Regions from separate parts of the Homo sapiens genome. Here region 1 is linked to region 2. Evidence: chromatin loops called from intact Hi-C (ENCODE). Cell type or tissue: PC-9. All regions are shown on one strand. Each heading gives the region's core, and the rest is flanking DNA. Links, peaks and the distances in the headings are about the cores only.

What was found. Peaks named below come from ENCODE experiments on the same cell type or tissue, not always from the same donor. Only the 100,000 strongest peaks of a DNase experiment are listed, where the experiment ranks them.
Region 1: it touches region 2 in a loop (6-fold over the local background); 3 of 110 quality-filtered maps call a loop at or near these places.

The regions. Positions count from the first base shown.
Region 1 is chr3:150,213,238-150,217,629 of GRCh38, reverse strand. No RefSeq gene overlaps it. Among named protein-coding and RNA genes, the nearest start is that of LINC01213, 23 kb to the left of the region's middle. In PC-9, for the core only: CTCF peaks have their summits at 1,301 and 1,607; a DNase peak (open chromatin) is centred at 1,459.
Region 2 is chr3:149,509,995-149,514,386 of GRCh38, reverse strand. No RefSeq gene overlaps it. Among named protein-coding and RNA genes, the nearest start is that of TM4SF4, 37 kb to the right of the region's middle. RefSeq lists a silencer at 1,821-1,920. In PC-9, for the core only: CTCF peaks have their summits at 1,719 and 1,923 (motif pointing left); DNase peaks (open chromatin) are centred at 1,896 and 3,026; H3K27ac peaks cover 862 bases.

The DNA of each region.
Region 1 (4,392 bases), core at 76-4,075, 700 kb before region 2:
CTGTATCTGGATCCTGAGCTGGTTTCCCCATCCCTCTAGGAGAGGATCATTGCTTGATTCTTGCTAGCATCTCCTTCATATTTGCTCAGTCACTCCTCCATTAAACACGTCTACATTGAGGCCTACTATGCCAGATTCCATGCTGGGCACTGGGAAATCAGCAGAAAACAGGCACCATCTGTATGCACAGAGGTTCTTTCCTTCTGCCCTCTTTCCTGGAACCCTGTGGCTACTGTAATCCTCCTAGAGGACAGCTAGTGCCTGGGTAACCCACAGGATTGCCAGGGCAGAAACACTGTGCCTCTGTCTGTGGCCTCCCTCCTGTGGCCTCTTGCTGGGCCTCCTCCCAATACTGCCTCCCTCATGGGCATGTGCTTCCCCACCAGCCTGACCACCACCCTCTCTTCAGCAGTGAAACCCTGTTTCTCCATCCTGAGAGTCTCCAGTTTAGCACATCCCACTGTCTTCTAAGTGACGGACCCGTTCCTCACGGGGTAATGACTTGTGTAGTGAACCGGAGACAGTACAGGAATCATTCTCATTATTATTATTCTACACACCTGTCCAGGCAGCTACAAAATTAGTCACATTACCACAGCGTCATCCCCATGGGGCTGCATAAATGGGAACATCAATATAAGGGTTATATCGATATAAGGGTTATGCTTGTTTTCTTTAACTTAATCTTCACGTCGAAGCTCTTTTACTAAAAGGACATCTGATTTCATTATAGAAACCTAAGCTTTTTCTCATCAACACTGGTTCTTTTCTTTAAAAGCTCCTGTTTTACTGCCATCAGAGAAAAGGCTGTTAGGTGTGACCAGGATGGTCGGGAGCCAGTCTGCTGTCTCCAGCTCCCTCACACTGCCTGGCTGTAGCCCATTTTCATTCTCTGTGATGGCAGAGACACCCCTTTCACCACAGGGTGCTGCAGGCTGGAGGATCTGGGCCAAGATTTCATTTTCAGTCTCAGCGGGGTAGCCTGTCTATAATGCCACATGGTAAATTGCACAACAGCTGTTTGGAAAAGACTGCTCAAAAGCCAGTGACTATGTTGATGTTGGAGTCCGTCCTTGAGTTTTGGTGGGATTTAAGGAAATAAGAGGTCCCTGGAAAGGCTTGTTGAGGCCTGCCCCAAGCCCCTCCCACATCCCTGAGTGTTGGCAGAGATCACACAGGCAGCTAAACTTAGCTCAACGCCACGCCACTGTCAGCCCTGCTTCCCCTCCACAAGGCAGGTGTTGCATGGATCTCACTAAACTTGCCCTCTCTCTGTCACTGCTATTCCGGTGTGTCCCTAACTGCTGAGAATTAGGGTCAGGCCTCCTGGCTCCCCCTTTTTTTGTGGTACAAATAAGTGTTTGTGTTCTCCTCTTAGCCTCCTATCTGTAGCCTGATGAATAGACAATGAAGGAAGAATGCTTATTGCTGACCACAAGCCAGAGAGGAGGGGGAGTGTGAGAGATGGCCTGGGGCTAAGTGAGATTGTGACTCATTAAAATAGAGGTCTGCAGCTCTCTCCTTAGTATGGGGGCACCAGGAAGCCTTTCTCCCCTGATCTGGCTACAGCTGCCTGCCCCTTTCTGATATTCACCCCCTCATCCTTTCCTGATTTTTTTCTCACCCAACCCTCCCATCCTCCCTCCTTTCCCCCTCCCATCTCCCACTCCCCGTGTCACTGTCATTTCACCTATAAGCTGTCTCTTCCTTGCAGGCTTTGCCTCCTCACCTGTGTAGGTTGTCTGAGAGGAAACATCCTCTCCTAGTGCAGGTCCTCTTCCCTTCCTTCTCCCACACCACATGCTCCTCCTTCCTTGAATTCCTGCCACTCTGCTGCAGCTGTGGTTGGGGATGAAGGTCAGTGGCCTCCATGCCTGTGGTGGGTAGGTTAACAGAGCTTCTGTGGATAAGAGTAATGAGCATCCACAAGCAGAATGTGGGTTTTTCTTCAATGGAAGAGGGTACCTGGATTTAGGGCAGGGGTAGGTGAGTGTTAGATGCCTTTCCGTTCCCTCCTCATCTACCACCATCTTCTGCATCCAGCCTCCTGGCTCCTACAAAAGGACTGTTGGTCTCCACCTGGATCTTTAAGACTTCCTGACAGGTGTGTGGTTGGGGATTGGAAATTACCAGTCAAGAAACCCCCAGGATTTGGAACTCCTGCATTTCAACAACAAAAAGATAAACAACCCAATCAAAAAATGAGAAAAGGACTTGAGTAGACATTTCTCCAAAGAAGATATACAAATGGCGATTAAGCACATGAAAAGATGCTCAACATCATTAGTCATTAAGAAATTGTCGGCCGGGTGCAGTGGCTCATGCTTGTAATCCCAGCATTTTGGGAGGCCAAGGTGGGTGGATCACTTGAGGTCGGGAGTTCGAGACCAGCCTGGCCAACGTGGGGAAACCCCGTCTCTACTAAGAATACAAAAAAATTAGCAGGACATGGCAGCATGCCCCTGTAATCCCACCTATTTGGGAGGCTGAGGCAGAAGAATTGCTTGGACCTGGGAGGTGGAGGTTGCAGTGAGCCAAGATCCAGCCATTCAACTCTAGCCTGAGCAACAGAGGGAGACTCCATCTCAAAAAAAAAAAACAAAAAAAAAAGGAAGAAAATGTAAATGGAAACTGCAATGAGATGGTGTTTCGTATCCATTAAGATGGCTGTTATCAGTAAGTCAAAGAAAAACATGTTGTCAAGGATGTGGAGAAATCTGAACTCTTGTAATTGCTGGTGGGAATGTAAAGTGGTACAGCCACTGTGGGAAGCCAGGAGTTCAAGACCAGCCTGGCCAACATGGCGAAACCCAATCCCTACTAAATATACAAAAAAAATTAGCGAGGCATGTGGTGTATGCCTTTAATCCCAGCTACTTGGGAAGCTGAGGCACGAGAATGGCTTGAACCTGGGAAGCAGAGGTTGCAGTGAGTTGGGATCGTGCCAGCCTGGGCGACAGAGGGAGACTGTCATTAAAAAAAAAAAAAAAAGAAAGAAAGAAAGAAAGAAAAATAATTTTTATATAACCCAGCAATTCCATGTCTAGGTATATACACCAAAGAATTGAAAATAGAAACCCAAACAGGCAGGGCACAGTGGCTCATGCCTGTAATTCCAACACTTTGGAAGGCCGAGGCAGGAGCATTTCTTGAGCCCAGGAGTTTGCGACCAGCCTGGTCAGCATAACAAGACCTCATCTCTACAAAAAAACTAAAAAACAAAAAATTAGCACAGCGTGGTGTTGTGCACCTGAAGACCTAGCTACTCGGAAGACTGAGGTAGCAGAATTGCTTAAGAGTCCAGGAGGTTGAGGCTGCAGTGAGATATGATAGGGCCACTACACTCCAGCCCCGGTGACAGAGCAAGACCCTGTCTTGCAACAAAGCAAGCAAGCAAGCAAGCAAGCAAGCAAGAAAAAGAAAAAAAAGAAAAGAAAGACAGACTCAAACAGATACTTGTGTGCCAACGTTCATTGCAGCATTATTTGCAATAGCCAAAAAGTGGAAGGAAACAACCTGTGTCCATCAACAGATAAATGGATAAACAAAATGTGATATACCATACAATGGAATATTATTCAGCCATAAAACAAATAAAGTTCTGATAGATGCTACCATATGAGTAAACTTTGAAGACATTATACTAGTGAAATAAGTTAGCCACAAAAGGACAAATATTATATGATTCTACTTATATGAAATACCTAGAACAGGCAAATTCATAGAGACAGAAAGTAGATTAGTGGTTCCCAGGGGTTGAAGAAGGTAGGAATGGATAATTACTGCTTAATGGCTACAGCATTTCTGCTTGTGTTGATGAAACATTTTTTGGAAATGGATAGTGGTAATGATTGCACAACACTGTGAATGTAATTAACACCACCGAATAGACACTTAAAATGGTTAAAATGGCCAAAATTCAAGTTGTGTATATTTGACTATCATTTTAAAAATTGAAACATAAAGAATACCAAGAAAGAAAGCTCCAAAAGGAAGACATACAGACACAGGCTCTGGAGGTAGAGGAGCTGGAGGTGGAGTTTACTGGGTCATTTGCCAAGAGGGTGGCTGTGGGCAAGTCACGACACCTTGGACGAAGCTGCAGCCCTCCTGGAGTCTTGGTTTTTTTATTCAGGATAGCGAAGTGAAGTGTGTACGAGCATGAGCTCTGGACTATCTGGGTCCAGCTCCTGCTTTGACTCTGTGACTCGGGCGAGTTACTGAGCCCACTCACTTTGTCTTCCTCACCTGCAAAGTGGGAACAATACAACTTACCCCACTGGGTTTTTGTTAGGATTGGATTATTTTGTGTAAAATTCTTAAAATAATCCCAGGCACATAGTAATTGCTAAATGAATATTAGCTGTAAAATGGAAGGGTGGGGTGAATTAA
Region 2 (4,392 bases), core at 268-4,267:
TACAATTGTAATCTCCTGAGATCTGCTTAAGCTTTTTAGGTCTCATTCTTTATTCTCTTTACCTATAAAAGCCTCCCTTTGCTATGGTCTAAAACTCTCCCATTCTATCTTCTTCCTTAGTGTTTGAACGAATGTTCTACATTTGTTCATGTACACAAACACACACTCTTTTTTTTCTATTTTTTTTTTTTTTTTTTTTGGAGATGGAGTCTAGCTCTACGGCCCAGGCTGGAGTGCAGTGGCATTAGCTCAGCTCAGCTCACTGCAACCTCTGCCTCCTGGGTTCAAGTGATTCTCCTTCCTCAGCCTCCCAAGTAGCTGGGATTACAGGCACCTGCCACCACGTCCAGCTAATTCTTGTATTTTTAGTAGAGATGGCGTTTCACTGTGTTGGCCAGGCTGGTCTCAAACTCCTGACCTCGTGATCCGCCCGCCTTGGACTCCCAAAGTTCTGGGATTATAAGCGTGAGCCCCTGCACCCGGCCCACACTCCTTTTCTTAAAGCACTTCTGAGTCTGATAGCTATAACAGACAGGAGGTTGAGAAACTGATATTTTAACTCTGACTCTAACCTTTATAAATGGCATAACTTCAGCAAGCCAAATTACAAAGCATATTTCTCACTACCCAATCAGAAAAGCTGACACTTCTACCATTAGGATTAGAGTACTCTTTCCAGAAAAAGCCCCCCACCTCCACCAAATATCTTCCCTGGGGAATGATAATGTGATCAATTGGGCTACAAATGGAGAAAACTAATTTGTGGGCTTAGCAGAAGTTAACAGTCATTACTGTCTGCACTCTAGAATGAGAACCAATTTATGGGATTAGCATAGAGCAAAATAAGAGTTTCAGAGTACCAAAATAAGGGTGAAACATTAATTGGGGAAGAGGAGGCCCGGCACATTCCACGTAGCATATTGAGTCCTGGAGAAGGTGAGGTGTGTGAGCACTAGTAAAATGCATGTGTGGGCAGTCTCCTTTACAATTCGCGCTGGGCTTCATTATGACAACAAGTTAAGAAGTTCAGTACTGTGCAGGTATTCATTAATGCCGTGGCCTTAGCCAAGTTTCTTAAAGTCTCAGAACTTAAGTTTCTTTCTTTCTTTTTTTTTTTTTTTTTTGAGATGGAGTTTTGTTCTTGTTGCCCAGGCTGGAGTGCAATGGCCATGATCTTCTCTCACCGCAACCTCCGCCTCCTGGGTTCAAGTGATTCTCCTGCCTCAGCCTCTGGAGTAGCTGGGATTACAGGCATGTACCACCAGGCCCAGCTAATTTTATATTTTTAGTAGAGACAGGGTTTCACCATGTTGGTCAGGCTGGTCTCGAACTCCCGACCTCAGGTGATCCGCCCGCCTCGGTCTCCCAAAGTGATGGGATTACAGGTGTGAGCCACCGTGCCCGGTGGGAACTTCAGTTTCTTTACATGTAAAATTGGCATAATAAAAAAGGGAGGGGTACAATGAGAGAGTGGTGAAGATGAAGAGAAGTGACTTATGTGAAAACCAGTCGTTCATAGATGGTCAATAAATATTCATTCCCTTCTTTGAGCTTTTCCTTCTCTTGGCCCAGGCCATGTCTTTCTCCGCAGCGTTTACCACCATCTAACAGTGAGAGATAACTTACTTTTCGATTGTCCCCCATTAACTTGTCAGCTGCATGAGAGCAGGGATTTTGTTTGCTTTGTACCTAGCACCTTGAGCCATGCCTAACACGGAAACCTTTCCTTTGGACAGTGCAATCTTGGGCTTGTTTGCTGTCACTTCCATGACTTGCATTTATGAGGTTTTTGGAAAATGTTCCTTGATGAGAAAATATTCAAGAAAAATTGGATTATTTAGAAAGATGGGCAAACCTGCTCGCGGAGAAATTATCTGCTTAGTGACCTGTTATCTGCTGCCCTCTAATGGCTGAGCCGAGTCACCATTAGCAGGCGGCAGGTGGCTTTGTCATGGTGTAGTGAGTGACCAGAGCCTGGCTCAGGGGGTGCAGCCGACCAGGGCTGGGAATAGGATGGGGCATTGCTGAAGGGGGAAGGAGAAAGACATGCAGAATACAGACGTGTTTGTTTCCTTCTTTGCACTGACCTATGTGTCCTTTGGTGAGGAGTTCTATGGCTTTTGAGTCAGAATAAAGTTATTAAGTACAAAGAGAAAAAAAAACAAAAAAAACTAAAGTCATTTTCAGAGCAGGGTTCACAGTAGAGTCAATGGCTCACCTGCCTTAGAATTTCCCAAGTTGTTGGTGTAACTGTGAATTTCTCAGACCTCCTGAACCTGAAAGAGACTGAGGTCTGAGACTCTGCATTTGTTCGGTGAGCTTCCATGTGATTCTGGTGCAGTCAAGTTTGACACCTAAGGAGTAATCTCCAATTTTTTTTTTCATCATGGAGCCCCGATGTATGTATGTTTGCTTGTTTATTTTTTAATGTTATAAATTAAATACAAAATGACTGTTCTAGTGTATTGTGTACATTATAAAACATTCACAAAAATGGAAATTTTTAAAGAATAAAAAAATACATTAAAGTTTACATATGAACTTCCCATGCCACATTTTGGATGAGTATAATTTATGATTAAATGTTATGTAACTGATCCTTAGGGTGATTATGATGGCACAACATTCATTTTCCCAAGTTTGTGGCCCCAACATCAATAGGCAGCAGGATTATCTGCAGAGGTTTTATTTCTGCTTCAATAGCATCACGGGAATTCTCTTTCTTCCCCTCTCCCTGTTTTTCTACCTCTCCACAATATTCACATTTGATGCTGGGAAAAGTTGTCATGTTTACTCTCTTTACCAAGCTGATGCTCCTAGTATTGCAATTTCTTGGTAGGAAACTGAGTGTGGACTGGTAAGGGTGTTGGCATCATATAGCCTGCAATGCCCAGGTGCTTAAGCAAACACAAATATACACCCTTGGGACTACTCCAAGACTGAACCAGTTGCAAAATCATCTCCTGTGAAACCCTGCCTAGAAAAAGCTTTCAATGCATAATTAGACTCTAATCTGGCTCTTAATTTTTCTGGGGTCATGGATCTTTAAGAATGCGATGAAATCTTCAGGCTCTCCAAGGCTGGGAAAAAATAATTCATGTGACCGTAGGTACTATTTAAGAGAGTGTAAACACTTCTGCAGTTCTCAAAGTGTGGAATCTGGGCTGGCAGCATTAGCATCATTAAGGAACTTAATAGAAACGTCCAGCAGGGCATGGTGGGGTAGGTCTGTAATCCCAGCATTTAGGAGGCCAGTGTAGGAGGATAGCTTGAGGCCAAGATAGGAGACCAGCCTGGGCAACACAGCAAGGCCCCATCTCTACAAAAAGAAGGAGGCTGGGTGCAGTGGCTCACACCTGTAATCCCAACACTTTGGGAGGCCAAGGCAAGTGGATCACCTGAGGTCAGGAGTTCAAGACCAGCTGGCTAACACGGTGAAACCCTGTTTCTACTAAAAATACAAAAAATTAGCCGGGCGTGGTGGTGTGCACCTGTAATCCCGCTACTCGGGAGGCTGAGGCAGGAGAATCACTTGAACTCATGAGGCGGAGGTTGCAGTGAATGGAGATAGCACCATTGCATTCCAGCTTGGGCAACAAAAGAGAAACTGTCAAAAAAGAAAGAGGAAGAAAGAAAGAAAGAAAAGAAAGAAAGAAAGAGAGAGAGAGAGAAAGAAAGAGAGAGAGGAAGAGAGAAAGAAAGAAAAGAAAGAAGGAAAGGAAGGAAGGAAAGAAAGAAAGAAGGAAAGAAAGAAAGAGGGAGGGAAAAGAAGGAAGGAAGGAAAGAAGAGGAGGGAGGGAAAGAAAGAGAAAGACAGCTAAAGAAAAAGAAAAAGAAAGGAAAAGAAAGAAAAGAAAAGAAAGAAAAAAAAAGAAGCAATACTCGACCCCCAAGCCTACTGAATCAGCAACTCTGGGGTGGGAGCTGGCACTCTGTGTTTAGCAAACCCCCCAGGACTCGAGTTTGAAAACACTCCAGAACAGTTCTCCAACCTGCTTCCTTATTAGAATCACCTGGTGAGTTAAAAATAAAAAGGACTGATGTCTGATGCCTGGCCTCCAAACTCACTTAATTAAATTAATATACCTGGAAGTGGGGCGGGAATGGACACTGGGATTTTTAAAAGCTCTGCAAAGGAGCTAAGCTCTGTAGACCCAGGCTACTTTTCTCTCCTCCTCCTCCTCCTCCTTCTTCTTCTTCCTTTTAGAGACAGGATCTTGTTCTGTTGCTCAGGCTGTAGTACACTGGTGCAGTCATAGCTCACTGCAGCCTCGAACTCCTGGGCTCAAGTGATCCTCCTGCCTCAACCTCCCAAAGTGCTAGGATTACAGGCATGAGCCACTGCGCCTGGCCCCAGGCTACTTATGACAACTCCAAAACCAGAGCATGATA